Linked DNA regions of Homo sapiens: region 2 is linked to region 1. A link is an interaction called in ENCODE POLR2A ChIA-PET data of the cell type or tissue named here. Cell type or tissue: B cell. All regions are shown on one strand. Links, peaks and the distances in the headings refer to the core of each region. The heading gives the core; the rest is flanking DNA.

Region 1 (15,417 bases), core at 5,331-10,330:
AACCACAAAGTATGGAAATGTACAGTTGCTCAGCAGAACATAGCTTTTTCTGGTCTAAGATCTGAGAAAATTCCCCTCCAGATCCTTCTTAAGGAAACCCCATCTGATGATGTGATTAGCATCCTCCACAACATTCCTATCCCAAATACAAGTGAGGATCACGAATCTACACGACATTTTTTAAAATAGCCCCCTCTGTGCCTAACACTAAAGCACAGCTCAGTCAAAGCAAGTCTGTGAAAGATGAAAGTACATAATTCAATGTTATGGTTGCAACTGAAGCTAGAGGCAGGTGTAGTTAGAGAATCAGGTACATATCCCTTAGGCACTTTTCTGCCAATATTATTTTTTCGAATAAAACTTTTGATGAGGTTGGTTAACACACATAGAGTGCAGGTATTCTGTGGCAGATTATCTAGTAGACAAAACAGAGAGAATAACATCTTTTTATGAAAATCTAAGAGCCTACCTAACTTTAGGTGTCGGAACACACGCGCTCCATCTCCATCCAAACGTTTGTGCCAGTGGAGTTGCGGGCTGCTGCAGGTGGAGGTAGGCAAGAGGAGTGCTAATTCTAGTGCTAATTCCCAGTCAGCCCCATGTGCAACCAGATCATGCTCTGATAGCTGGAGAACCATCTCAAAAGCACCACCACCGGAGGTTCTGTACTGAAATAGGGCTGAAAGGATTCAGGTGGGTCAATAGTGCCTGCTGAAGGAGGCAGCCGTGGGTGGGGCTAGGATTTGGCCTTTCTGAGTGCCTTGGTTTAATATCATCTAGTAACTCCCAAAGTGCACCATTGCTCCTAACAGTTATATACATGATGCATCTTCTGATGAATTTCAGAATTTTATGAACTTAATTTTTATGAGGTCTTTTTTTTTCACTTTTAATAATTTTTTTTTTTTACTACACAGAAGCACAAGGTTAAAAAAAATTACCAGCATATTTTTTCCAATGGGAAATCAGTTGTAAAATACATATTTTTAATCAACTTCAAAAAAAGATATATTAGAAAATAAGAGTTTCATGATTTAATGGTAGACATTGGGGATAGACATTCTCTCTAGCCTTCGTATAATAGATGGCAAAAAATAATAATTCCAGTTCTGTAATTTTACAAGTATTCATGTAACTGCCCCATGAGTTCTTGCTCTTTGCCCAGACAGAGCAGATTTATCAAGACAGGGGAACTGCAATAGAGAAAGATTTTAAGACACATAGAGCTGGCTAAATGGGAGACCAGAGTTTTGTTATTACTCAAATCAGCCTCTCTGAAAATTTGGAGGCTAGGGTTTTTTAAGGATAGTTTCATGGGCAAGAGGCTAGGGAATGGGGAATGCTGATTGGTTCCATTGGGGATGAAATCATAGGGGGCTGGAACTTGTCCTCTTGTGCTGAGTCAGTTGCTGGTTGGTGACCATAAGATCAGAAGACCCAGCTTGGCAGTCTGGGTGGTGCCAGCTGATCCATCAGAATGCAGGATCTGAAAAATACCTCAAATACCAATCTTAGGTTTTTCAATACTAATCTGTAGGTGCAACCGGGGAGGTTGGAATCTTGTGGCCTCTGGCTGTATGACTCCTGAGCCATAATTTCCAGTCTGTGGCTAATGTGTTAGTTTTATAAAAGCAGTCTGGTCCCCAAGCAAGGAGGGAGTTTGTTTCAGGGAAGAGTCTAGGTAATCATCTTTGTTTCATAGTTAAACTATGAACTAAATTCTTCCCAAAGTTAGTTTGGCCTATGCCCAGGAATGAACAAGGGCAGCTTAGAGGTTAGAAGCAAGATGGCGTCAGTGAGGTCAGCTTTCTTTCGCTGTCAGATTTTTCTCACTGTCATCATTTTTGCAAAGGTGGTTTCATTCATATTCCGCATTGTATCTAACTGCGTGCTTTAACATCTTTATTTCCTAATGGGAAAGAATACACTCATGAGCAAGCTCAATGGGCTCTCTCTACGAGGTAATTTTAAACAGCATTTCTTTTCTGAAGTTTGATTATTGCAGTTAACTGTATGAAAATCTATACAGAACTCTTCAACTACAAAGGAAAACATCGATTTTTATTGTTTATTTCAGTTTTCCAGGGTAATACACAGAGAGCTGCAACATGTAACTGGATTTAGAGAAACTAATTCCTATGAAAACCAATTAGGAAATACAGCACCTCTGCAAAATTCTCTGTCCATCCAGACCAATTCTCAGCAGCCAACATTTGCAAATGATATTTTAGAGCACTGTGGTCTTTAAGCTCCTTGACGCAAGACAAGTTATTGCATGTCATGACAGAGAGAACGTAACAAGTCCAAAATTTAAGGAGGAGGTAGCTGTTTGTTTCACTTTTGATAGTAGACTCGAATCTGCCTTCAAAAAAACTAATGAGAATAGGAATAAATTGCAGACTTTTGGCTCTTTTCTGGCTGACAGGGTTTAAGTAACACCAACATGCCACACTCTGGAGCAGCAGGATCTTTATTTTTGGTGCCAACTCCTCATCTTGCAACAAGTGAGCCACTTCTTCCATGTACTCAGCTGCAAAGTTCCCAGCAGGTGGTCCTCCTGTAAAACAAGCATTTGCATTTCCAGAAGTATTTGGTGTATCTATTAGCTAGTAACACTTTGGAATGCTTATATGTTCATATTCTTGTTGCCCTGTAGAGGATACTTTGGATACTTTGAATTTTCCTGTCGTTTTCCCCCACCTCCCACGCTGCTGCCATGAAGACCAGAAAGTGTGTGTTGATAAGCAAGCAGTGATATGAAAAACCTGGGAAGGTCTCTGCTTGCTGGTCTCCTCCCTGGTTCCTTTAAGCAAGCACCCAGGAGTGAGTATTTCTTTCTTTCCTTTTTTTTTTGAGACGGAGTTTTGCTCTTTTTGCCCAGGCTGGAGTGCAATGGCACGATCTCAGCTCACTGCAACCTCTGCCTCCCGGGTTCAAGCGATTCTCCTACCTCAGCCTCTCGAGTAGCTGGTATTACAGGCATGCACCACCATGCCCAGCTAATTTTTTGTATTTTTAGTAGAGACGGGGTTTCACCATGTTGATCAGCTGGTCTTGAACTCCAGACCTCAGGTGATTCACCCACCTTGGCCTCACAAAGTGCTGGGATTACAGGCGTGAGCCACCGTGCCTGGCCAAGAGTGAGTATTTCAAGGTGAATAAAACCTGGTTGTGTTCGCTTAGCAAATATCCCTCATCCAATGAAATGTTATCAGAATTTTAAGATTACAGCTAAGAAAAATTACTAAACTACAGTGTTATAAAATGAGTGTCGTGAAACACTCATTTTAGCACAGCCATTTAGATCAGTACCTGTGAAGGCCAGCAGTCCAATTTTCTGGGCAGCTTGAGCTCTCTTCTCAATGGGTAGAGATTCATTCATCAACACTTGGCCAAGTACAACAATTTTTTCCTCATGAAAATAAGTCTCAGCTGAAGGGATTTTTTTTTCCTTCTTCTTAACAAAAAAGCCCTTAACAGTGACACGCCAGAATTTCTGGAGACGCCGACACAGCCCCGCAAAATACCCATACATCTTAACCCAAATTTGCGTACAAGAAAATCGGCTGTTAGCCATTGTGTAAAAAGGCCAGTGGTCCTTCAGGTACACCACTGGCAGTCACAGGAGTTCACAGTCAAGAACTCTGGAATGCATCACTTAGCAACACTGTGGAATGGAATATACAAACCAGGGGAAAGCAATATATGCCTAAATTCTTCAGCTTGTCATTGAAAGCCTTCTACTATTTGGACTAAACAATTTTACTTTCATTTCTCTGGTGTACAAAACCTCAACTTAAACTTGTTTCCCGTAATGCGCATGAATCTCACTACTGTCTTTGAACCTTTGCTCAGGCAGGGTATATTTGGAACTTGCCCGTTCTAGTCTGATTATTCCCACATGTACTTTGCTTCTTTCCATTGATCTTTCATAGTATTGTTACCTCTTTTGCTTGTTTGCTACCCAAAGAGAGTTCTCTACATCATAGATTTATCTTATTTTGCTGAGAAAATAGAAGCAATGAAAAGAGAACTTGCATAACTCTTACCAGTGCATCCACCCACCTATCTGCGTCTACGGTACCCATAGACTCTGTCTTTCCTCCTGTTACTGTGGATACCCTCTCTGTTTGTGCAGTAGATGTCAATCAGCTCCTCTCACCTCACTCAAGGATGTTGCTCTTCGGTTCTTCTCTTATCTTGGTAATTTTTCCATCTCAACTGGACCCTTTGCATTATCAACAAACACGCTGTGCTTTTTTTCTCATTAAAGAAAGAAAACTCTCTTGACTTCATATGCTTTCTTCCCACAGCGACTGCACATTCACTTCCCTGCTCTCCTTTACAGTACAGCTCTTTAAAGAGCTGCTATACTCACCATCTCCAGTCTTTCTCATTCTTTCTTGGATGAATTCCAAACAAGATTTCAACCCCATGACTCCACTGACATTGCCTGTCAGGGTCATTGAATTGTCAGTCTTTGACATTTGACACTCCTTTCTCTCTGAAACACTTTTCACCCAGCTTCTAAGATACCACACTCCTAATTTTTCTCCTCCTGGCCACTCATCATTTTCCTTTACTGGTTCCTCTTCTTATGACCTCTAAATATTGGAGGGCCCAAGGCTCATCAGTCTTTGTATGTGTTCTTCTTTTCTTTTCTTTTCTTTTTCTTTTTCTTTTTTTTTTTTTTTGAGTCATGGTCTGTCTGTGTCCCCCAGGCTGGAGTGCAGTGGCATGATCTTGGCCCACTGTAGCCTCGACCTCCTGGACTCAGGTGATCCCCCCACCTCAGCCTTCTGAGTATCTGGGACCACAGGTGCACACTACCATGCCCAGCTAAATTTTTTGTAGGGATGAGGTTTTGCCATGTTGCCCAGGCTGGTCTTGAACTCCTGGGCTCAAACAATCCACCAACCTAGGCTTCCTAAATGCTGGGATTACAGGCGTAAGCCACCATGCCCGGTCCTTTTTTCTTTATCTATACTTCCTAGATAAGATCAAGCAGTTTATGGCTTTAACTATTACCCATATGCTGAAGACTCCCAGTTATATATATTATATATTATATATATATTAATTATATGTATATATAATTTTTTTTGAGACATGTTCCCCTGTTGCCCAGGCTGGAGTGCAGTGGCCCAATCATAGCTCATTGCAGCCTTGATCTCCTGGGCTCAAGTGATCCTCCTGCCTCAACTTCCTGAGTAGCAGGGACTGTAGGCCACCACACCTAGCAAATTTTTAATTTTTTTTTTTTTAAGAAATGGGGGTCTCACTATGTTGTCCAGGCTGTTTTGAACTCCTAGCTTCAAGCAATCCTCCCACCTTTGCCTCCCAAAGTGCTGTGATTATAGGCATGAGCCACTACGCCTGCTCCAATTTTATATCTTTAACTGGATTTCTCACCTGAACTCCAGACTCGTATTCAGTCACAAGCTTGATATCCCCATTTGAATGTCCAAGACGCTTTTCAGTTTTAACATGTCCAAAACAGAGTTCCAGGTCTTCCTCCCTAGACTGGCTGCCTCTCAGTTTCTATATCTTGGAAGATGGTATTACATCCTTCTAGTTGTTCAGGTAAAAAATTCTAGATTCATCCTTGGCTTCTATCTATCTCACATCTCATTTTCAACTTATCAATGAATGTACTGGCTCTACTTTAAAACATATCCCAAATTTGAGACATTCTACAGAATATACCTACATATGCTCTTCAAATATTTTAATGTGTGAAGGCTTAAAAAAATTGGGGTTACTCTGCTAGATTAAAAGAGCCTGAGAGACATGACAACTAAAATAAAAATGTAGGCCGGGTGCAGTGGCTCTCACCTGTAATCCCAGCACTTTGGGAGGCCAAAGCATGTGGATCATCTGAGGTCAGGAGTTCAAGACCAGCCTGGTCAATACAGTGAAACCCTTTTTCTACTAAAAATACAAAAATTAGCCAGGCGTGGTGGTGCACGCTTGTAATCCCAGCTACTCAGGAGGCTGAGGCAGGAGAATCACTTGAACCTGGGAGGTAGAGGTTGCAGTGAGCTGAGATCATGCCATTGCACTCCAACCTGGGTGACAAGAGTGAAGCTCCATCCCCAAAAAATAAAAAATAAAAAAATAAATGGCCAGGCGCGGTGGTGGCTCATGGTTGTAATGCCAGCACTTTGGGAGGCCGAGGTGGGCGGATCACCTGAGGTCAGGAGTTCAAGACCAGCCTGACCAACATGGCGAAACCCCGTCTCTACTAAAAATACACAATTAGCCGGGCGTGGTGGCGCATGCCTGTAATCCCAGCTACTCGGGAGGCTGAGGCAGGAGAATTGCTTGAACCCAGGAGGCAGAGGTTGCAGTGAGCCGAGATCGTGCCATTGCACTCCAGCCTGGGCAACAGGAGCGAAACTCCATCTTGAAAAATAAATAAATAAATAAAAATAAAAATGTAATCCCTGCTTGGATTCTGTACATAAACACGTGTGTATGTGTCTCTCTGTGTGTGTGTTTGTGTATGCTATAAAGGGTATTACTGGGACAATTGGGAAAAACAGACCTTCCTTGTCCAATAAGGTAGCCACACATGGCTATTTGAAATGTGACTAGTCTCAGTTGAGATGTGCTGTGAGTGCAACATGCACCCTGGACTTTGAAGACTTAGTAGGAAAAACTGTAAAATATTTCAATAATTTTTATATTGATCATATTTTGAAATGTTTTACATTAGGTTAAATAAAATATATTATTATAATTAATATCACCTGTTCTTTTTTCTTTGTCTTAAGTGTGGGTACTAGAAAATCCAAAACACCAAGCATGGCCTCTTTTCAAGGCTTTTGTACTTACTGTTGTGCAGGGGAGAAAACATCATTTCTTTTTTTCCCCTTTTTACATTTTTAGTTGAGACACTGTCCTGAAAATAAAAGTCAGATTAACAAAAGAAAAATAAACGGAAGTTTATTAATGTGTGTTGTACCCAATGTGCAGGAGAGACTTCAGTTCCAAAGTATTTCTCTCTCTAGGCAGTGGCTTAGGGGCTTTGCTTAAATAGCATTTTAACTAAGAGCCATGAATCCTATCTAGTGACAAGACAAAGAAAAGACCATCTTCAGGCTTCCGAAAGGTGAGAAAATGCCTGAAGGTAAGTTGATGGGAAGAGTAAAGTCTGTTCCTGGGTCCTCTGGCAGTGCTGTCTCTGAGCTCTGGTTATGAGCTGACCAAGGCAGAAAGGAGTGGCAGAATATGTCCCTGTTTTAACCTTTTCACTATAATCTCCAGCATTTTAGAGAGGAATATTTTAGTTGCCTCCAGTTGCCTCTGCCTGGAAGGTTCTTCCCAGAGATAATCCACGTGACTCATCCCAATAGCTCCTCGGGTCATTCCTCAAATGTAATTTTCTGTGAGGCCTTTGCACTCCTTTTTTTTTTTTTTTTTTTTTTTTTGACACAGGGTCTTGCTGTGTCACCCAGGCTAGAGTGCAGTGGCACGATCGTAGCTCACTGCAGCCTCAAACTCCTGGGCTCAAGCAATCCTCCTGCTTCAGCCTCCCAAGCAGTTGGGACCACTGGTGCACGCCACCACGTCCAGCTGGTTTTTAAAATTTTTGTAGAGATGGGAGTTTCAGTATGCCATGCAGACTGGTCTTGATTTCCTGGCTTCAAGGGATCCTCAGCCTTGGCCTCCCAAAGTGCTGGAATTACAGGTGTGAGCCACTGTGCCGGCCCCTGACTACTCTCTTTAAACTTGTGATCTTTGCTTTCTCCCTGTGTCTGTCTTCACCCCACCTTGTGCAATCATTTTTCCCCTTCTCTGCTTTGTTGTCTTCGCTTTGCCAGGATATAAGGCCTGGGAGGGCAGGGATTGTTGTGTCTTTTATTTTTCTCTACTACTCTATTTCCAGTGCCAAGAACAGTCCTTGGCATACACCTCGTTCATAGTAAGTAAGCAACAAATACTTGTTGAATGCATGAGAAGTTAGAGTTCTAATTTTTAGCAAACAATTATTATTCCTTGAACAAGGTGTACTTAGGACTGTCTCAAAATCAAAAGATAATATTTGTTTACTAAGAGGTACTGTCTCCAGGAAAAGTCAGGGATAAAAGTATTTTATTTGAGTTTTTCTGATACAGCGAGAAGTACTGGCATTTTTCAGTGAACTAAGGTTTACAATTTTACTTTACAATTTTGTAAAGTAACTAAGGCAATTTAGTTAAACAGTATAGTAGCAAACCTTATAGAGGAAAATGTTTGTACCACTGACTCAGTAAAAGCAATCACTGGTATTTAACGAGTCACTTGGTAAATACTGTCAGAGTTGAAAGTCAAGGGCTTCTTTGTGATGATGCTGGTGGGGTCTGAGTGGGAACAGAACATACACAAATCAGTGAAGGCACTTTTTATTTTTTTTTCCCCGAAACAGAATCTCACTCTGTTGCCCAGGCTGGAGTGCAGTGGCACGATCTTGGGGTAAGCCACCATGCCTATTTGCCCTCAAGGAGCTCACAGTCTCTGCTCATAGATACAACAGTGAAACTTAGCTGTTTTCTCTCCAATTAGCTTTACAACAAACTGAGATTTATTATCTCTATTTAGAGATAAAGGAATTTCAAATTGAAAATAAAAGCACGAGCTGTGGTGGCTCACACCTGTAATCCCAGCACTTTGGGAGCTCGAGGCGGGCAGATCACCTGAGGTTGGGAGTTCGAGACCAGCTGATCAACATGGAGAAACCCCATCTCTACTAAAAATACAAAATTAGCAGGGTGTGGTGGTGCATGCCTGCAATCCCAGCTACTCGAGAGGCTGAGGTGGGAGAATCGCTTGAACTCGGGAGGCGGAGGTTGCGGTGAGCCGAGATCGCACCGTTGCACTCCAGCCGGGGCAACAAGAGCAAAACTTCGTCTCAAAATAAATAAATAAAATAAAATAAAGGTGAAAATGAGGTGCAGTGTGTTCTGTAAATACCAACTCAGAAAGGGCATGTGAAAAAAAATAACATCAGACTGCACATGATGCTAGTAATTCAAAAATAATTTTTATTTTAACTTACATGACTGAAAGATCAATGAATACAAATGCCACACAACTAAAAGCACCCCTCAACCAAACATAAAATACAGAAGTGAATACAAAAGATCTGGAATTAATTACTCATGCAATAGTCAAAATAAAAAATAAAAAAATGACAAACCAAACACAAAATCCTGTAACATCTGTGTTTGACTTTCTATAAAAAGAACCATTTCAACCATTTAACATAAGCTATAGGCTATACCTCCTAACTACAGACTGTACAATGTACCTTTAAAGTGAAGGATGTATGAATATATATAATATTTATAAATATACAGATATGTACACGATAAGTTCACAGTTGAAAGAACCATTTGCCAGAAGCCTGGCAAACAATTTGCACTTTGAAATGAAATGAGTCCTTTTTAAAAGTCTTGCTAAAATGTAAATATTTAAAATGACATCTAAATGATACAAACACGTCCATAGTACAGTTGATATTCCACAGTTTAAATTACACTCACATATATTGTTTTGATACCTTGGCATACCCCACCTTGTACACTCTTTAGAGGAAGAAAAGATATTTTAATAAGAGCTACTGAATGGTCTTGTACTTTGCTTAATGAACTTGCATCTCTGATACTGAAGCAATAATGGGACCTGATGTTTGAACTATTTGGCCAGGGAATCCTACCAGTGAGTGATTTCCCTGGGGGCAGTAACCACCCCTCAGGATGTCCTTCTTTCTAATCCCACGGTCATTTTTACAGAAGGAGGGACCACTTTAAATGTTCCTCCACTCCTACTCCATTAGGATTTCTCTGACTTCTAGGTTCCTCCACCTCAAAGAGCATCACAGGTTTGTGAATCTACAGCTTTTGGTTTTGATTTGTCTTAGCAGCAAAACACCCCTATGGTAAGAATATCATAAAAAATAGCTCTCATTAATTAAAAAAAAAAAAGCATAAGCTTTGAGTTTTTTGTTTAAGTGTATAGGCATAATCTTAATGTAGTTCTTAGTCATTTACTTATCATTTTTCCATAATGGAAACATGATTTGGGAATTTTCAGGATGGGGAAAAGAAACAAAATAAATTATGGGAGTTTTTTGTTTTTTTTTTTGAGACTGGCTCTCATTCCTCTGTCACATGGGCTGGAGTGCAGTAGTGTAATCTCAGCTTACTGCAACCTCTGCCTCAAGTGATCCTCCCACCTCAGACTCCAGAGTAGCTGGGAGCACATAAAATTAAAACATCTAAACTCTCCTAATGGGTCATTTTGCCAGGTTCTGCAGGCAAACTTTTATTTGAAGATATTCTTTTTTGTGCTTTGTATTGAAAGTAAAGTTAGGTAGCTAAGGGGACTACTCAACCCTGAGAACACGACCGAGAAAAACTGCAAGGCATATGATGTTTGTCGAAGTATCACATGACTATTTCAAGCTTATAGAGAAACTTGCAAAAAAGTACAAAGATGGCTATTTTTAAATTTCATACATATTAAGATAAGATGGACTCTTTCACTGAGTATTATTAGACACAATCGACGATGTAATATATTTGAATTATACCATAGCCCTATTCTATATTGGCCAAAGGAAAAGTAGATAGGTACTGTGAAACGAGACTCTGAATTCTTTCTATAACATGTTTTTTTAGTTGTTGTTGTTGTTTTGTTTTTTGAGACAGGGTTTTGCTCTGTCACCCAGTCTGGAGTGCAGTGGGGCAATTATGGCTCACTGCAGCCTGAATCTTCTGGGCTCAAGCAATCCTCCCACCTTAGCCTCCCAAGTAGCTGGGACTACAGGTGCATGCCACCACGCCTGACTAATTAAACTATTTTTTTTGTAGAGACAGGGCCTTGCTATGTTGCCCAGGTTGGTCTTGAACCTCCTGGGCTTAAGCAATTCTCCTGCGTTGGCCTCCCAAAGTACTGGGATTACAGGCATGAGCCACTGCACCTGGCCTACATTTTTATTTCAGTTGTCGTGTCTCTCAGGCTCTAAACAATTTCCAGCCCAAACCACAGCACCATCCTGATGAAAAGGGCCAGATATTAAGACAGCTGTTAGGCAGTTAACCTGTAATTAAAAGGCTGTGGCAACTTCAGTTCCATGACGACCTCCGACTTTAACACAGTCTCGAGGAAATTTGTCCAATTGTTCATATGCCAGCCGCCCATCTTCTCCTAAATACAGAACATTAAACATGAATACCAATTCAAACAACGTTTTTATTAATTACTCAAAGTAACATAGTGCCATTTGTTTAGGGATGGGTTGCTATAATATGCTATGCTAACTTTTGGTAAGGAAAAGTTATCTTTTGTTATTCCTAATTATGTCATTGTTTTCCAGGTAATGCTTAGAACAACCAAGAACTTTTGAGCTAATTAATGCCAGAGACCAAAAGAATGCCAGGGTATGAAACAGAGTAGAAGTCTTATGGCCATTTGATGTTGATGATTTCATATAATCGATTTATTTTAGAGCAATTGTATGGATTATATTTTAAGTACATTAGGGATTTCAATATGGCTAATGCACTGAACTTTTACATAACTTTTACTTGTATACATTATATATCGATACATCTAAATGATATGTGGTAAAATCAATCTTAGGCTTTCAAACTTCAGCTAAAAATTACTTTTTACTATGTAAACATACAGAGATGCCTTCTACCAGCCACCAGCTAGTTCAGTTTTGTCCGTAACGCCACCTTGAACAGTTAGGATGCAATTGCAAATAATTTTAATGTTTTGTTCTATTTTTCTACTTTAAAAAATGATTTAGAAAATGAGAAAATAAAATGCAAAGACAAGTGATAAGAAGCAGGCTTTCATACATGTAATGCAAGTGAGACAAAGATGGAAATAGTTGTGCCTAATCAGAAGTTCAGCTGGGTGTGGTGGCTCACACCTGTAACCCCAGAACTTTGGGAAGCCAAGGTGAGTGGATCACTTGAGGTCACGAGTTTGAGACCAGCCTGATCAACACAGTGAAACCCCATCTCTACCAAAAAATACAAAAAAAGAGTTAGCTGGGTGTGGTGGAATCCACCTGTAGTCCCAGCTACTTGGGAGGCTGAGGCAGGAGAATTGCTTGAACTCGGGGGCAGAGGTTGCAATGAGACGAGATTGCATCATTGCACTCCAGCCTGGGTGATAGAGAGAGACTCCATGTTTAAGGTAGGCTAGGCTAAGCTATGATGTTCTGCAAGTAAGATGTATTAAGTGCATTTTTGACTTAACAGTATTTTCAACTTACAACGGGTTTATTGGGATGTAACCCCATTGTAAGTCAAGGAGCAGCTATCCTCAAAATTGAGTAAACTTAAAACTTCAGTTCCTCCATGGTGGCAAAGGTGAACAGCCCAACAGCCATTTAGGATGGCTGCTGTCATACTGGACAGTGCGCATATAGAACAATCCCATCACCATGGAGGGATCTGTTGGACAGCTCTAGGTTAAAATGTCGAAATCATTCCATACTAGTTGGTAAATAGTTGCAGCCCTGAGTCCTTTAAGTGCCCGCAATGACCTTCTGCCCTTTGTCATAGGGCATTTTATCAATTCCTATTGAAAATACTATCCTCACTATATTAATTCAGTCATTTGTGTAAGAGAAAAATGTGCCAGTATTTGTGTATTAGGGTCAAAGAAGATTCATAATATTGACTTCAGGGGGGTCTCAAACTTTATATTAGAATCACCTGGGAGGCTTCAAAAAATCCTTAAAAAATCCTGATGCCAAGGAACACTTAGACCAATGAAAGCAGAATCTTTGGGAGTAGATTGTTTAAGCTTCCCTGGCAAATGTGCAGCCAGTGTTGAGCACTGCACACTGGTGGTGTGAGAGGGCCCAGGGCTGATATGAGCAGTGTGCATGAAGAGCTAAGGTGAAGCAGGTATGGTGATGGCTTCTGGAGATGCTGCTGTTTGCACAGCTCCAGTGAGGCCCGGGGCACATTCTGTAGGATCAGCTTCCTTAGGTTACACTGGAAATAGAAGCTTCGTTGGCTATGCTTTATAAGCGCCTGGCTTACCTTCATGGTTATTTTAGAATATGAAGGGATAAAGGAGTTTAAACTAATAATACCTTGGTACATTTTTAGAGAATTAAATAATTTCTATGCCTAATACAACCATAAGGAATAACTTTTATTCTTTAAACAAATATATACTGGCTAAGATTTCTGTGGAAGAAATCATATATTCAATAGCAGAATGAAGCCTTGTTAAACCCATAATTGTAAGAAAGAGGGCCTAACAATAAATGGGATTTTCACAGTGATTATAAATGCCATGAGATTCTTCTTCATGTTGTTAAGTTAGTATCACTAAACAAGGGTAGCTTTTTTCTAAGCTGCAGTATTGATTGGATTATGTCTGAGGATTTCTAGGAGCATAGTTTTTATACTTTAAGATTGTGTTGTTGAAGTAAAATTATTTATAATAATTATTTATACTTTTTTCTTTTTTTTTTTTTTTGAGACAGAGTCTTGCTCTGTCACCCAGGCTGGAATACAGTGGCATGATCTCAGCTCACTGCAACCTCCGTTTCCTGGGTTCAAGTGATTCTCCTACCTCAGCCTCCCAAGTAGCTGGGACTACAGGTGCACCCCACCACACCTGGCTAATTTTTGTATTTTTAGTAGATACATGGTTTCATCATGTTGGCCAGGCTGGTCTCGAACTCTTGACCTCAAGTGATCCACTCACCTTGGCCTCCCAAAGTGCTGGGGTTACAGGGGTGAGCCACCAAACCCAGCTATTTATACTTTTTAATACAGAGTTAAGAAAGGCTTTCCCCACCCTCCCAAGTCCCCAAAAAAGAATAAATGTATAATGCCTGCTAGGCATGAACCTTCATAAAATAAAGTGAAGAGGAAGGATTATCTGGATATTTCAGAATAAAATAAGTACTCCAATTCTTTTCTTAGGTATCAGGGCTCAGATGGGCAGAGGCCACAGGGCAGTCAGAGGTTAACCTGGGAGTCAGGGTGAGGCTGAGATACCTGGGGATTTACAGCATTCCCTGGGATGCATCTCTGGTACCTCACCCAATTTCTGTCCTCCAGGGAATGTCAACCCCACCTGGCAACACAGCCTGGATTCCTATTGCCTTTGCTTTATGGTTTGACTTCTGTGTTCTTGATTCTAAATAGTACACAGACTGATCAATCCATATAGAAAGTCTCCAGACAATATAGTTCACTCTCAGCATCCAGACAGAACAAGGAGTTGGGGTGAGATAGACACTGATCAGTTCTTCGTACTCTGTGTGTGAGAAGACAGCCTACAGCGGGGAAACTGCTAAACAGGGTACATGAAACTTCTCCTTACTGGAGAAGGGAACATCTAAATGGGAACATCCGTTAGAGAGTGCCAGAAGCAAACAATCATGTAAACAACAACAATAAAACTCACCCAGAGACAAGAGGGTTTCTGAGGCCACATTTCTGATTTCTTCAGTATCAGATTGACACAATGTCACCAGCATTTTAATGCTTTCAGTAGCCTATGGGGGAAAAATAGGTTAAATCGTGTTTTGACATTTAGGTCTAGAGTACCACGAGACTTGGCATTTCACAACTGGTGGGAACTTTAGCCTCACTTTGTTGCCCAGGCTGGAGTGCAATGGAGCAATCATAGCTCACTGCAGCCTTGACCTCCTGGGCTCAAGCAATTCTCCTGCCTCAGCCTCCTGAGTAGCCAGGACTGATTTTTAATTTTTAACCTTTGGTACAGATGAGGTCTCACTATGTTGCCCAGGCTAGTCGAATTCTTCTGCCTTGGCCTCCTAATGTGGTGGGATTACAGGTGTAAGCCACTGTGCCCGGCCAGCTGGTAGGAATGCTAAAAACCACTTTACCTATGGGGTCAAACCTAGCTGAGTGTCTGAAACCCAATATTCCTGGGTGCCACTCCGGATGCACTATATCAGAATTTCCTGGGATGGGGCCCAGAGTTCTTACTTTCAGGAATTCTGATGATCAGCTAAATTCCTCATTCCACAGCACACTCCTGGTCTAGAGGAGTGAAGTGACGAGCTTGCTTTTCCAGAGTAGAATCCATTTTCCCTGGTTCTTTCCACTGAATCTCACTGATTCCAAAATGGCTCTAATTAAAAAATTCTTACTATTTAGTTTATATGCTAAAATAGAGGAGGAGGTAAAGGCCATTAATGACAATTCTTCTATTTGTTTGTTCCACAAATATTTATTGAGCACTCCATGAACCAGACTATTCATAAGGCATGAGAGATTCCACAGTAAACCAGACATGGTTCTGGTCCTCAAGAATTTACAGTCTAGTGGATTCAGAGTATGAAAACCCATGCAGATCACTGTATCCTTATGTCTTTATTTACTTTGTCTGTATCACAGACATCTGTCACTGATATATCAC
Region 2 (15,417 bases), core at 6,967-11,966, 230 kb after region 1:
ATAAGTCACATAGAGATGGTTTTAAGTTTACCTCTGCTTAGCAAATGAAAAATAAAGGACTGCGAAGGGCGGATTGAAAAGATGAACCTTCTAAAGCATTTTGGAAGCTCAATATGCAAACAACCAAGACACTAATTAGAAATGCTTCCTGTTTATCCTTAAAGACAAGAAGCCTGAGAATTTCTAGAAGGCAATACTTTGTTACCCTGAGCAGCTGTACATTTTTCTTTTTCTGTATATTTTAAGAGAAAAGAGTTTTATGTGTACTTATAAAGAAATCATTTATATGAATTTCAGAATAAGAGTCCTGCAATTTCTTTGAATTTATGACCATTCATTGTCAAACGGAGATTACGGTGGTCTAAAATTCAAGACCATGACAACTTTAAAGGAGGTAAACAGAGGAAAATCTTGGGACATATGGCAGGAATGCCTCTGAAAGGAAGTTGGCAGGAGCTAAGAGGCTGAGGCCTGGGGGAAATAAATAATAACTCAAGTGCCCTCCAGTGGAGAGGAGGCTGAGAAGAGGCCACTCTGCCATGCTCCACAGGCCCTAGACCACTCCCGGGCTCCTCAGGTGTGAGTCTGTGCTGATTTGCTGACATCACCTCACAAGCCTCACAAGTCCTGACACAGCAAGGCCAAAAGAAACCACTCAGGCAAACGGCACATTCTGGGATCTACAAGTCTCCTATAAGTAGCTGTTCCAATTTCCAAATATTAAAACAAAAAAGCAAGCTCATTAAGAACTTGCTGATGCATTCTATTTTTAAAATAATAATAAAAAATAATTTAGGTGATACTGCATAGCTCACAAAATATTTCCACGTGCATTATCTTACTTAATGCAAACGACAATCGCGTAGGGGTGGATTCGATTCACCTAGCTTTGCTTACAAGACGGCCCAAGCATCGAGAAGCGAAGAAAAGCACTTAGCACACAGGACTGCACAGCCACCCAGCCCTCTGCGGGTTCCCAGGGGGAGGCGCTCGAGGGTGAAGTACAAACCCATCCCCAGGCTGCGAAAGAAAAGTCTACGAGCTGGCCTCTGTGGGAGGGTCAGGGCCCAGGGTATAAACATAGACATGCTGTGCAGCGGTTTCTGTTTCTTTCACGCACGGCACAGAAGGAAAAGCGTTTGGGGTTCAGCTCTGCCAGGAAATAAATACATAACCGGCCTCGTGGTGGCCATGCTGCAGGTGGCACACTCCGAGCAGGCCCCTTGGGGGATGAGAGGGGCATCTTCTGCTAAGCATGGGAACAGCCTTGGGCGCCCCCAGTGCTGGGGAGAAAGAGGGCCCCCCTCCCCTCGTGTGAGTCACCAAATCCCTGAGCGACTTAGGTGCTCCTGCCCCACCCTCTTCTCTACCTCAGCCCAGCCTCTCAAACACCTTGATCCGCAGACGCCCCCAGGTTGGTAAACCGACTGAACAAGAGGGAAGAGGCAAGTTCCGTGGGTCAGGGCATCACCGAACAGGAATCCCCGGAGACACGCCCAGGAGCCGAGGAGGGCAGAGGTGCTCCAGTCGGGCCGCTGAGCCATCCTTCTTGGCTGGGCTCTGAGAAGAAAGGGGAGTGGGCACTGTCCGCTGGAAGTGAGCTGGCTGCCTATGACCCCTAACAGCTCTAAGCCCGAGGGTTCTGCGTGTTCAGATTTCTTTCTGAGTGGCCCCTACCACCCTCGTCCTGCATAAAAAAGTATTCAGGGACTCAAGCTAGGCATTCTGTAGAGATTTGAACATTCGGTTAATTTTCCTTCACTGTATTCTCAGATACCTGGACATCTAGCACAGCGCAGGAAGATGCAGTTTCCAGTAGATTTCCAAATATCTCCTTAGCTGCCCTCAGACATCGCCAGCCCTTGTTCTGCCTCTAGGAGACTCCCAGAGCTGTGTGCATTTCAACCGGGCCCATGTTTTGAGATTTGGGGATAGGTGGTAGGGTGCATTTTCTGAATAGAGAGGGTGGCCACTGGAAGAACCATAAAATTAGGAGTTGATTGATTTGAGCTTGAGTCCTAGTTCCAGCAGTGAAAACCCGCTCTGGACTTGTACACATGTGTCTGAATGTTGGCTCTGTTCTGCCACACTGTGGCCTGTGACTTTTAATAAGTCCTTTAACTTCTCTGAGCCTCAGCCTCCTCATTTGCAAAATGGATACAATTACCAACCTCATAGGGTTGGACTGAGGATTAAGTGAAATAATGCCCAATAGGGGAGCTGGCACAATGCCTGATACTAATACTACCCCAAATAAATGACAGATGTACTGTCTTACTCCTTTCTCTCTGAGCTTCAGTTTCCACATAAGAAAAAAATTGGGGGGCAGGGATAGTACAGATCCTTCTAGCTCCTCAGGGTAGTTGTGAGTCTCCAATGAGATAATGCATGTGAAATCACTTCCACCACTAAGAATGTGAAGTTTTAATCAATTTTATCAGGTTGACACATTAGGGCCCTTCATCTGGTCCACACCAGGGTGGGAAAGTATGGGGAATAGTGGATCTGATTTGATGTGGGATGAGGTAAGGAAAGGCCCTGAGAATGGAGCTCTGTCTAGGACTGAGAGAAGGCACCATTGTTCAGTACAACTGGAGGCAGCAGAGTGCTGGGAGAGGGTGCCCTCAAAGAAATGACGAGGGCCGGGTATGGTGGCTCACGCCTGTAATCCTAGCAATTTGGGAGGCCGAGGCAGGTGGATCATGAATTCAAGAGATCGAGACCATCCTGGCCAACATGGTGAAACCCCGTCTCTACTAAAAACACAAAAAATTAGCCGGGCATGGTGGCGCGCATCTGTAGTCCCAAGTACTCGGGAGGCTGAGGCAAGAGAATGGCTTGAACTCGGGAGGTGGAGGTTGCAGTGAGCCGAGATCGCGACACTGCACTCCAGCCTGGCGACAGAGCAAGACTCCATCCCAGCTACTTGGGAGGCTAAGGCAGGAGAATGGCGTGAACCCGGGAGGCGGAGCTTGCTGCAGTGAGCCGAGATCGCGCCGCTGCACTCCAACCTGGACGACAGAGCGAGACTCCGTCTCAAAAAAGAAAAAAAAAAAAAAAAAAAAAAGAAGAAGAAGTAATGAAAAAAGGGGTGGATAGGAAACCAAGAACAAACTCTGGCCTGGACACAAAGGAATGTTCATGTATTGACTGTACCGAGAGAGTGAGTGGTCTGACTGATGCCTCACAGATGAGCAGGGGCAAGACCAGGAAGCAAGTCCCATACCCTGAGCTGGGACCCTCCGTGCCCCACATCACTTCTCAGATGACACAGAAATAGAGACAGCACTGGGAGTGAGGGCGAAGGAAAAAAACTATGTAGCCTTACCCTGAAGATTATGCTTCTCATCTTAAAAAAACCAGATATCTTCATTTTGTAACTGCTGTGGGGAAATAGAAGAAAATTGATTTTTTTGTCCTTTGAGGGAATTATAATGATGTCTGGGCTACTCAGTTAAAAGCTGGGTTAAAAACATGAAGTTAAACTATATGCTTTTCTTAAGAGATCAAGATATTCTTTCACTCTTTCCCTTCTGTGTGCAGGATGTTATTGTTTTAGATTGAAAACACACTTTTAACTCAAGGTAGGGAAAGAAAATGGAGTGGGAGAACTAGACAGCCAGAAAGCTCTTCAAACCTAGTGGGACTCGTGGTTCCTCCATAACTTGGTCTTAGCATGACAGGACCGTTACAGCCTCCACTATAGTGTCTCTCCCCTCTCTCCCATCCTTGTTCTTCTGTATCCTCCTACCTCTGCTTGTCTGTGTCAGCCTGGCTGCAGGTCTTAAATGGGGGGAAAAGATCTCTGTTTTCTGTACAGGTTGTATAATCATATACAATGTCAAAGAAAAAAATGTAGGGTTGACGACTGGCCTAATACATTCTGAATCATAATCATTTACTGCTGATTGAATAAACTGTCCCTTCGTAGTTGCCACTGATGATATTCCCAGGGTACACATGAGGTGGAGTGGGATTCAGAGGGTTCAGAGTCCCTCGTTTGCTCAGAGCTTCCCCTGAGAGAGGACCAGAGCTATGGATAGAATTGGGGTGCCCCAGAACTTGGGGGTTGTCCCCTCTGATGATCATGTTTACTCATGCTTTTTGGTGATTAGAGTTCTTACCACTTGCAAATAACTATACTTTATAAGAATACATCTAATAATGGGATACTACTCAGCAATGAAGAGGAACAAATGTGCATGCAACATCTTGGATCATGTTAAGTGAAAGAAGCAAGACTCAAAAGGCTACATACTGTATGATTCTGTTTATGAGATATTCTGGCTTTTTTTTAAAAGGCATAGGGTCTTGCTGTTTTTCGTTGTTGTTGTTTGTTTGTTTTCTTTGAGACGGAGTTTGGCTCTTGTTGCCCAGGCTGGAGTGCAATGGCGTGATCTCGGTTCACTGCAACCTCTGCCTCTTGTGTTCAAGTGATTCTTATGCCTCAGCCTCGCAAGTAGCTGGGATTACAGGCATATACCACCATGCCCGGCTAATTTTGTATTTTTAGTAGAGGCGGGGTTTCTCCGTGTTTTCAGACTGGTCTCGAACTCCTGACCTCAGGTGATCCATCCACCTCTGCCTCCCAAAATGCTGGGATTACAGATGTGAGCCACTGCACCCAGCGCCGGGGTCTTGCAATTGCACTTGCCCAGGCTGGAGTGTAGTGGCTATTCACAAGCACGATCCCACTACTGACCAGTACAGGAGTTTTTACCTGCTCTGTGTTTGACCTGGGCCAGTTCACCTCTCCTTAGGCAACCTGGTGGTCCCTCGCTCCCAGGAGGTCACCATATTGATGTTAAACTTAGTGCACACACCCGGTCAGCAGAGCACACTATACCCCAGAACTCCTGGGCTCAAGCCATCCTCCCGAGTAGCTGGGACTACAGGCCTGTGCCACTGTAACTGGCTTATGAGATATTCTGGAAAAGCCAAAATGATAAGGACAGAAAACAGATCACTGGTTGACAAGAGCTGGGGAAAAGGATTGACTCCAAAGGGGCATGAAGGAATGTCTGGGGTGATGGAACTCTTCTATATCTTCATTGTTGTGGTGGTTACACGACTATAGGTGTTTGTCAAGACTCATAGGACTGCTCACTAAAAAGTATGCTGTGCTCTATGTAATTACACCTCAATAAACATGACTAAAAATTTTTTTAAACTATGAACAAAGATTGACTGATATATATATATATATACATATATATGAGTGTTTAGAATAAAGTATACAGATGTCTGCAATTTATTTTTAAAGCATTAAAAATAAGATTTATCAAAGGATTGATAGATAGGTATATGGTTAGGTATGTGATGTAGGTGGTAGTTATATATATATATATATATATATATATATATATATATATATATATATATATAAAATATCCATAGAATATATATATATTCTATGGATATCCATAGAATATATATAATATCCATAGAACATATATATTATATATAATACAAAAAGGTTATATATATATTTAGTATATTCACTGTATAATTATTTCAACTTTTCTATATGTGAAACGTATTAATAATAAAATGTTGGAAAACATTTGAAAATACATCTAATGTATTTTCTTCACCACCTATGCCATTTAGAGGGTTGCTTGTAGACCCATACACTTGCTTTCATACTCTCTGATGAGTTCAAGAGTACTCTCCCTCTCCCCTTCAAACCATCCTAATAGGAGTAAAGTTTCCCTTGGTCCAGAGGGGAAGAGCTGAGCTCTTGGGGTTCTTTGCCGACTCACTTACATGAATTTACTGTCCTCCCTTTGATGCGGTATCAGCAAGCGAATCCTTTATGGTGTTTTTTTTTTTTTCACTTGCTTGAAAATTGAAGGATTGGATTAATTTCACTCAATTTGTAACAAACCTCAGGGAACAAGCTTTGGACAGCAGCAATTCAAAGTGTTAGCAAGTATCTCAGACTCCGTTTTTCTTGATATTGCCTGGTTCTTTCTGCAGGCTCAGGCTTTGTGTGCCTCTTTCCATCCCACCCTGTAATGGAGATAAGAACTAAGCCACCTGCTCCCAAGCACAAGAACCTCTCTGGTGCCTCAGAAACCAGGCACCCCTGGAGCCAACCCTTGATGGGATTGGAAATGGTCTTCTTTCCAAATCGCCCTCTGTTTGGTGGAGGATGAAAAGATCTCCCCTTCAAAGAGTATGTGAGGCATAGTTTTTTGATAATAGATATGCATACCTTCTCCCGATTACCCTGACCTTTAAAATAGCCCAGTTTCCAGCTGGAAACAGAAAGAGCAGCACAGCATGGCTGGAGAGTCACAGACATCAGGCCTCCATAAGTAAGTACGTGGACGGTTCAATTCCCAACCAATACAATCCGCTTTACAATTATAATCATTTTTTAATATTTAAGTGGTTCAGATTAGATACACTTAAAGTGTCCCAAACTCTACAAGCTTTCATTTGGATTTGGGTATATGGATCCTGTTTGAAGAAATGTATTGCTATTTATTGACATAAAAAGGTACCCAAGTTATGTTGTGAAATGAAACAGTAAGTTGTAGAACATGGTATTATTCTGATCCCACTTAAAAATATATTTAGCTCAGCACTTTGGGAGGCCAAGATGGGAAAATTGCTTGAGCCCACAAGTTCAAGACCAGCCTGGGCAACAGAGCAAGATTCTGTCTCTACAAAAAATTAAAAATTAGCCGGGCATGGTGGCACATTCCTGTGGTCCCAGCTGCTTGGGAGGCTGAGGTAGGAAGACGGCTTGATCCCAGGGGTTCGAGGCTGCAGTGAGGCTCCAGTGAGCCGCGACGGCGCCACACGCCTGGGTGACACAATGAGATCTCATCTCAAAAAAAAAAAAAAGTTTTATGGTTTTAGCTCTTATTTTTAACATTTAAAAAATGGATATTTAACTTAATGGGCTATAATCTATTAACATCATTGTTTATTTGATGCTCACAGTGTCCCAGTTTTGCCAGTAGAAGCCCCTCCAAGGCAGCTCCCCAGTCCTTTTGACAGATTCCCTTAATTTTTTGAGCACTTCTTTATTTTCTGGCACAAGGTGTTTCAGCCTCATCTTGTAATTTAACTGCTGCAGCCCTGGTATCAGCATTTTTCCAAGAAGCCCTCATTCCATTTGGTGTGAGTGATATTTAAAAACCAACATCTGGGTACTAAGTTGCTCATTGCTATTGGGTATTACTGCTTCTAGATCCTTTTAGTGGACAGAGCTAGGAAGTATCTGTGTCTGTCTGTCTGTCTAGATTATTCTAATTCCAGGGCAACAAATAGGATTCTTTTTTGTCTTCACTCATTTTATATTTGTATCTGCCTTCTCCCACAATGAGAACTCCCAACACATCCTACAGGCTCCCAACACATCCTGTAGGTACTTGTTTGCTTAGTTCTACAATACACAATATAGTTTTAGAATTGTTATAACTGTGGTCTACAAAAAACAAATCTGCTAAACAGAGTTTAAGATTTTTTTATTATTTTATTCTCTTTTTTTTGGTTTTTTGACTGAGGATATTTAGCCAAAGTATTGTGTTCAAATGTTACTTGGATTAATTCTTTTCTTTTTCTTCCATGTAGTTGTGCTATTCATTTGAAATACAGTTCATTGGTTTCTGTTTGCATTCAATTTGCATTTTTTCTCATACTTGTTTATTTAATTTTATTTTTGAATGTATAGAGAATTGGTAACGTTTTAAAACAAACTACAAAAAGGTTTTATATATATATATATTTAGTATATTTTACAAAAGAAATGGGAGTGCTACGCTGTACGGGGTGAGGGCTGGGAATTCTAGATGACTTTCTCTCTGTTGTATGTTTCTGTATTGTTTGATTTTTATACAACATGCGCATATTAGCTTTGTATTAGATGAAAACAAAATCAAGACATATTTTTCAGTGCTACTGCCCAAGTTTACAGTTTTGACAACTGTTGGGGGGGTGGGTAGGGTAGGAGGGGGTAAGGGGTGTGTATATAGTTAACATGTTCTTACGCAGTGAAACAATTTCTTGGATCTTGCTATTTCAGAGGAAAAACTGGTACTCACATAGTGGGTTGAATCTAGGCTAACATATTTCAAGATGCTTTGCATTCCCTAAGATCCTCCTTACCCCCAACTTGATACACTAGCTTAATGCTTCTGAGAAAATTTGCTATTCTGGTAATTTTCTGTTACCAACCAGAGACCAAGTTATCATTCTAGTGATTAACTTTTGGGCTCTTTAGATCCTTCATCAAACAAACAACCTGAGAATTACAGACTTCAGAATCCATCGAGGCTCTGAGTTCTCTAATCCCTCTGCTGGTTTCATTTTCTTTTTTATGTTTGTTAGCTGTATTTGTATTTGCTGCTTCTTCCTCTCCTTTCCTTTTCCCTCCACACCCTCTCTTTTGTCCATCCTCGGCTGGAGACAGCTAAAATATCTGTCCAGATCATGTACATACAAAGAGAGCACTTTCTCAACCAACGGACCTCCCTGAATTATTCAAAGTACCTTCCATTCTCCAGTTTCCCATCATTTTTCTTCCTTGACAGTATAAACTGGAATTGGACATTTGGCAATTGTACCCATGGATTTAATCATTCAGGCAGGAAGGAAGAGGGTAAGCCTTCTACAGAAGCAAGTATTCTTCTGAATGATGAGAAAATAGGTAACAACATGTTTGAAGGTATATAAATAATTTTTATGCCAGTATAAACACTAGGGTCCCTAAAACAAAAAGCATTCTCTGTAATTGGCAGAGCTGTTGGTAAACAAGATTCAGAACTGGGGAGAAACCCAGGCTTTGTGGGGCCCAGCCGCCTGTTGTCTGGGATGAGGCTGTTAATGGATAAACTTAGCAGGTGTCTAGACTGAAACCCAGGAAAATATGTGACCTATGAATTATACAGAATGTTCTAAAAGGTTTCTTTCTTTTTTATACTTGGGGTAAACTCCTCACTGACCTCCTCTCAAATCTTTAAGCTTGTAGCTTAAAAGAAACAGAAACCAAGAGAGGAATTTTCCTGGTATATCCTTCTCCACTTCAGAGCAGAGAAGCCCAGCCTGAAGCCTAAAATCGCAGCACAAGGGATTTGTCAGTCAGTAGCAATTCTGTTGGTCAGAACGGCAGCAAGAGACCAAATCAGCAGGTTGGAAACGGCAGCAACACGGTTTCTGCTGTGGTCTGGGACACTTGGGTGCTTGTATCCACGCTGAAAAGCTAAATCTGCAACCGTAGTGCCTCCCCATACCGGTACAAAATCCCAGAGTGGAGGAGGCCGGGGGAGAAACATGAGTGTGGTCAAGGCCTGACCCTTGCCAGATAACAGGTGAGCCAGGACAGAAAGCTGATAGGAAGCTGGGCTGCTCTGTAAATTGACGCTGGATCTCTCTGCAAGCAGGGGCCATCTGCAGAGTGGGTAGCCTTGTGCAGATGGAGGACTGTGGGAGAGGTGCCCACATATTCTTCCTATCCCGGGCCCCTCTGTCTCCCTGAGATCTTGCCTTCAGGTTCTCATCTGAAGACAGTGGTATTTAGAAGAAAATCTAAGACTGTTTCTATGAATCAGAGTGCCTTCCAGAGCTGCACGTGCAGTGAGGAATAGCCAGCTGGGTTCTTACCTCCTTGTGTAGAATTGTCAACCCAGGATGGTGGCAGACAGGAGAGCCCTCCTTCGAAGTCCCACAGCCCCAACCACAGTCCAGGGCATCGTCTGTGGGATTCAGACTGCTGCTTGACCAGGTCCCCTTGCCCAGTCACAATTAAGAATGCCATCACACTGAGTCAGGAGAATGGCCGGCGAAGCAGAACAAGACAATTAAGTCACATTGACACTGGGAGGAAGTCGCCAGTGGTATCTCTGAGACAGCAGATTCCCTAATCTCAAGTGCATATCAGCTTTGTCACTGTTGTCTTTTCAGTGGGACAGAGAAAACTCATTTCCATTCCTCTGATTGGAGTCCACAAAAAGTGCTAACCAGTGGCTGCCTCCATCAAAGCTCTACCTAACAGAGTTCAACGGGTTTTTGTTTTGTTTTGTTTTGTTTTTTGAGACAGCATTTGCGCTGTCACCTAGGCTGGAGTGCAGTGGCATGATCATAGCTCAGTGTAACCTCCAGTTCCTAAGTTCAATCAATCCTCCTGCCTCAGCCTCCTGAGTAGCTGGGTTTACAGGCACACACCACCATGCCCACTAACTTAAAAAAAAATGTTTATAGAGACAGGATCTTGCTATGTTGCCAGGCTGGTCTCTAATTCCTGGCCTCGAGTGATCCTCCCACCTCAGCCTCCCAAAGCATTGGAATTACAGGTGTAAGCCACCACGCTAGGCTAGAGTTCAACTTTTTAAAGAGGCGAAACAAGTTCCAAGTGGGCTCTGTCATCTGGTTGCATTTACTTGTACTGAAAATAGCCTGGAGATCCTCTGTGGGGGCAAACACTCCATTTTCCCAGAAGAACAGGAGTCACACCCCTAGGGGCCAAGATCAGTTTTTCCCTAGTGTATCTGTGTTGCCTCCTGTGTGGTGTGGTGTAAGCCAGCTGAATGTGAGGGTAGGGTGCCTGGCTGAGGAAGATGGGGATGCCTTCTCCAGTATGACATGTCTCCCATTATTTTGGGAAAAAATGTGGAGGTGGCAATGGTAAGCCCTTCATACTGCCTCAAATGCCACTATTACCATTTTTAGGCCCTCAGCTCCCAATAGCTACATTGCCAGGAACTGTGCTAGGCACTTGACATATTTTATGTCTTTTAATCCCCTCCAATAACAATGGGAGGTGGGTGTTACTGTAATAAGCATTTTAAGGTTGAGGAAGTGGGCATTCAGGGAGGTGGAATAAATTGCCCACAGGCCAACAGCTAAGAAGTTGTAGAAGCAGGATTTGAAGCCAAATCTCCTGGTTGTCAAAGCTTATATACTTTTCAGGGTTTCTTTCCTTTAATCGCCCACCCCAACTGTGGCAGACTAAAGGAAAGAAAGGCTCTCGGGGCATTCAGTTATCTGTGCCCACCCCTCATTCCCGTGCCCTGCCCTGACCCTGCTGTCATCATGTAGAAGGCCCAGGCACCCACGGGCTGTTGCTGTGTCTATACTCCTCTTTACCTGGGCAGGTCACAGGTAAGCAGCTTGACAGGGTTTACAGGACACCAGATAGGTCCTTCTCCCGAATGTCTGCTCAGTATCACACATGTGTGTCTTTGTAGTGACCTTTGGCCTCTTTTAAAATTCAAATATCCCTAAGAAGGGTAACATATTACCGTTCTCATACCTTGGTTTGATTATTATTATTATTTTTTTACTACACTGCTATGGACTAGAAAAGAAAATAAATATTTCATTACAGATTCTGGGGGTGAAAGGAAGAAGTGAGGAAGGCTTAGGGAAGATGAACTTTGGGATCCATTGCTTTACTATGAGTTTAATTTTGATGGAACCCAAACGGTTATTGAGTAGATGAGGTACCAGGTATTTTACTAAGGGTTACAGGCATGCAGAGCTTATTAAGGATTTGTTCTCACCTGGGGAGATTTGAATATGGTCCGGGTATTAAATAATATGTGGGGATCATTGTTAATTTTATTACGCAGTTATGTAGAAAAATGTACTTATTTTTTAGAGACGCTCTTACTAAAATGTCATAATGTCTGATTTATTTTTAAATGTTTCAACAGGAAATTAGATGAAGCAAATATGGCAAAATGTTAATAATTGTTAAATTTAGGTGATAGATATATAAGATTCATTATACTATTTTCTCAACTTTACTGAATGTTTGAAAATTCTCATAATAAAAAGTAAAACAAAAACAAACAAATGAGCAAACAAAAAACCTAAAGCTTTCCAGTAGCTCAAAATCGAAGTTCTATTGCAAAGATGACAATTAGGTTTTGTAGTAAGCAGAATTTGAAGATGGCCCCACGATTCTTGCCCCTTGGCATACAGGTTCTGTATAGTTCTTGAACCTTGGGTATAAATATGATGAGATTTTACTTCTGTGATTAGATTATGTTATATGGCAAAAATGAGGGATTTTTCAAATGTAATTAAAGTCCTTGATCAGTCAATTTTTAACTAATCAAAAGAGAGATTATCCTGGGTGGGCCTGACCTAATCAGGTGAGCCCTTTAAAGAAGAGTCTATAAGCAGCAAAAGACCCTTGTTGGCCTTGAGGAAGCAAACTACCATGTTATGGAGAGGGTCATGTGGCAGAGAACAATGGGTGGCCTTTAGTTGCTGAAGGCCTCAGGCCTACAACTGCAAGGAACTAAATTCTGCCCACAACCATTGAGCTTGGAAGGAGACCCTGAGCCTTAGATGAGATTGCAGCCCCAGAGAACACCTTCATTGCAGCCTTGGGAGACCCTGAGCAGAGAATCCAGCTAATTCATGCCCATGGAAGCTGTGAGATAAAAAATGTATGTTGTTTTAAGGCAATAAACTTGTGGTAATTTGTTACAAAGCACTAGAAAACAAACATAAATTTCAACCAGTGAGGCAATTCTAATTGATTAGACATGGCAGCTTAAGGCACTATATTAGAAAGGATTCCAAGCCAGGGCCTGGCCCCCGTGGGGAAAAAGGAGAGAGCTGTGGTTGATTACCAATGTCTGCATGGGCATGGAAATGGACAGTGGTGGCACATGTCCCTCCTATCGCCATTCAAGGTCCCTCTGTGTATTTAAAGAAAAGGGGTTTACTAATTTATTTTTCTTAATGACAAAATAACCCCAAAGGATTATATAACTTGAGTCCCCAAGTTGGAGGAAACGCTGACCTATGAGAAAAGCTTCAGAGAAAGAAGACAGGAAACGTTATCAAAGCAGATTTTAGCAGCTGCAAAATATTGTTGAGGGCCACCCTTGCAGGCTGACATTTGCAGTGATAAGCGTCCTTCCCTCGCAGGTGTCTTCACTCTTTCTCCCTTTCCACTTTCTCTGATTCGCTGCCTGCAAACATGCACAGGTCTTTTGTGAGTTGGAAAATGCAACCCTCCAAAAATGTCACTTGATCCTGTTCCTGTTTCTAACTCACACTGACTCTCATGCAGCAGGGCTCTTGACCATCCTGGAAGAATATCAGAATTCCCTCCTTAGGCATTATGCCAAAGAGGTCAGGACCAGCCTGCTTAATGTTGAGCTTACATTCAACATCTATTAATATATCATTTCATATTAAAACCATGCAGAAATCAGCACAGTATTCAGATGTTAGTCTCAAAATTTAAGTGAAATTTCTGTAGTAAAGCAGGCTTTTCTGATAACTCTTATTTTAAGAGTATAGGCCGACTTCCCATCCATACTAGTGAAACCATGCAGATCCATAATCCAGCTTTTCTCAGTGACGGATTCCATAACGGAGGTATTGGATTAAAACTTAGGATCACAACTAATTTCCTACAGATATAGAATGAAGTTTCATAAAAACTGGAATTTAAATTTAAGGTACGCGCAAGTAAAAGAAACATGATCAAGAAGGTAAAGGCCCAGAGAAAACTGATGGCTTCTTCAATTATATCAAAGAAAAAGAAGTATTTTGCTTGATGCAAATTGTTTGCTTGTCTTTGAATTGTCATTTGGAATCCAACCAGCTCAGCTTGCCTCCGAAACTAGTAGACTGTGACTATTTTGGATACATGTTCCTAAGCCACTCATTCATCTTAATTTAATTGTCTATACCAGGGGCTTTTAACACATAAGGAAGAGTTGCCAACATATAACTAGGCATCTAGGCATAAAGAACACTGTGTGATAGACTTCTACTTTTTTTTTTTTTTTAGATGGAGTTTCGCTCATCGCCCAGGCTGGAGTACAATGGCACAATCTCCGCTCACTGCAATCTCCGCCTCTTGGGTTCAAGCGATTCTCCAGTCTCAGCCTCTTGAGTAGTTGGGATTACAGGTGCCCACCACCACGCCTGGCTAATTTTTGTATTTTTAGTAGAGATGGGGTTTTACCATGTTGGCCAGGCTGCTCTTCAACTCCTCACCTCAGGTGATCTGCCCAACTCGGCCTCCCAAAGTGTTGGAATTACAGGCGTGAGCCACCGCGCCCGGCCTGTGTGATGGACTTCTAATGAGAACAACACCTAGCACATAAACCAGGGCTTGGCTACTGGTGGTCCACAGTTGTCACACGTTGCCTCAGAACATTGGTATTACATATTTAAAATTCAAAGAATAAACTGCCAACATTTAAACTTGAGAGCTTTCACATAGAAATTAGTGTTTCTTGCTTTTTTTTTTTTTTTTCGAGACAGAGTTTCGCTGTTGTTGCCCAGGCTAGAGTGCAATGGCACGATCTCAGCTCACCGCAACCTCCACCTCCTGGGTTCAAGTGATTCTCATGCCTCAGCCTCCTGAGTAGCTGGGATTACAGGCGTCCACCACCACGCCCGGCTAATTTTTGTATTTTTAGTAGAGACAGGGTTTCACCATGTTGGCCAGGGTGGTCTCGATCTCTTGACGTCATGATCCTCCCGCCTTGGCCTCCCAAAGTGCTGGGATTACAGGCATGAGCTACCGCATCTGCCTGCTTTTTTTGAAAAATTGGAAAATCCACCAACCTCTACCCCATTCCTCATGGAAACAATCTGATGGCATTGAATGGTGGGTGCCCCACTATGATGGGACACATATTTCCCCATTTGCTGCACCCTCTACCACTGCCTATTGCTACCTCATATTGAGGCCAAATGTCAGTTGTCATTTATCATCATGCTTTCACTATCATTTTTCTCACAACAGAGACAGGAAGAAAGTGAACTATTCCTTACCCCTGTGAAAACAGACCCCTTTCACTCATTCTTCTTAGCAGCCCAGCCCTCCACCCATTTGAATTTGCTGACATCTGAGATAAATAAACATCTCTAAAAACAGACACACACAAATTTGTTACTTGTTCATGAGAAATGGTCTTGGCATACATAGGAAATGCTTTTTCATTCTCAGATTACTCCAGCACTAAAAACTCCCTTTTGGTTAGAGTTCCTGTCTACTCAGTTGTGAGTTTGATAATTTAAGAAGCATACAATTGGGCCCTTTAAAGGAAATATGACTCACTGATCCTTGAATTTCACCTCATCTAGCGACACTGCTGATAACCTGTTTGATTCAGATGTTCCATTTTTTTCCCCACTGTAATAAACAAAAATTCCAATTCACATGACTCCTTGACCGATGTAAATATTTATTTGTATTTTCCATCTGGTTGGAGAAATAAAGAAAAGAGGCCCTGTGGCCCTGTCTTGCTCACCACTTGAAACAAAATGTATCTAGTTACCTCTAATTAGGATAGGGCTGGGAAGGAAATAGGAAGAGAGAGAGTCGGTAAAAAAATACCAAAGTCCATTGGAAAACGGAGCACAGGAAAGTGGAAGAGAGGAGGAAGGGGGAAAGATTGGAGAAGATTTGCAGAGGGCAAGAAA

What was found. ChIA-PET counts read pairs that join two places held together with the same protein. Peaks named below come from ENCODE experiments on the same cell type or tissue, not always from the same donor. Only the 100,000 strongest peaks of a DNase experiment are listed, where the experiment ranks them.
Region 2: POLR2A ChIA-PET joins it to region 1 with 8 read pairs; 2 of 35 experiments call an interaction of 5 or more read pairs at or near these places.

The regions. Positions count from the first base shown.
Region 1 is chr6:24,795,281-24,810,697 of GRCh38, forward strand. RIPOR2 (RHO family interacting cell polarization regulator 2) reads right to left here. Exons shown (of 22, transcript NM_001286445.3): 21 at 14,437-14,527; 22 at 9,004-11,193. The coding sequence ends at 11,093. It overlaps ARMH2 (armadillo like helical domain containing 2), which reads right to left and starts at 3,637. Exons shown (of 2, transcript NM_001282492.2): 1 at 3,313-3,637; 2 at 2,055-2,557. The coding sequence starts at 3,577. The coding sequence ends at 2,130. It overlaps LOC124901280 (a long non-coding RNA gene), which reads right to left and starts at 556. Exons shown (of 3, transcript XR_007059510.1): 1 at 470-556. In B cell, for the core only: no CTCF peak of the experiment used is centred there; no DNase peak of the experiment used is centred there.
Region 2 is chr6:25,026,367-25,041,783 of GRCh38, forward strand. LOC102724765 (a long non-coding RNA gene) reads right to left here and starts at 9,775. Exons shown (of 2, transcript NR_187803.1): 1 at 9,616-9,775. It also overlaps a transcript of RIPOR2 not described here and the pseudogene RN7SL334P. RefSeq lists an enhancer at 1,086-1,325. In B cell, for the core only: no CTCF peak of the experiment used is centred there; DNase peaks (open chromatin) are centred at 8,235, 9,225 and 9,745; H3K4me3 peaks cover 2,365 bases; H3K27ac peaks cover 3,547 bases.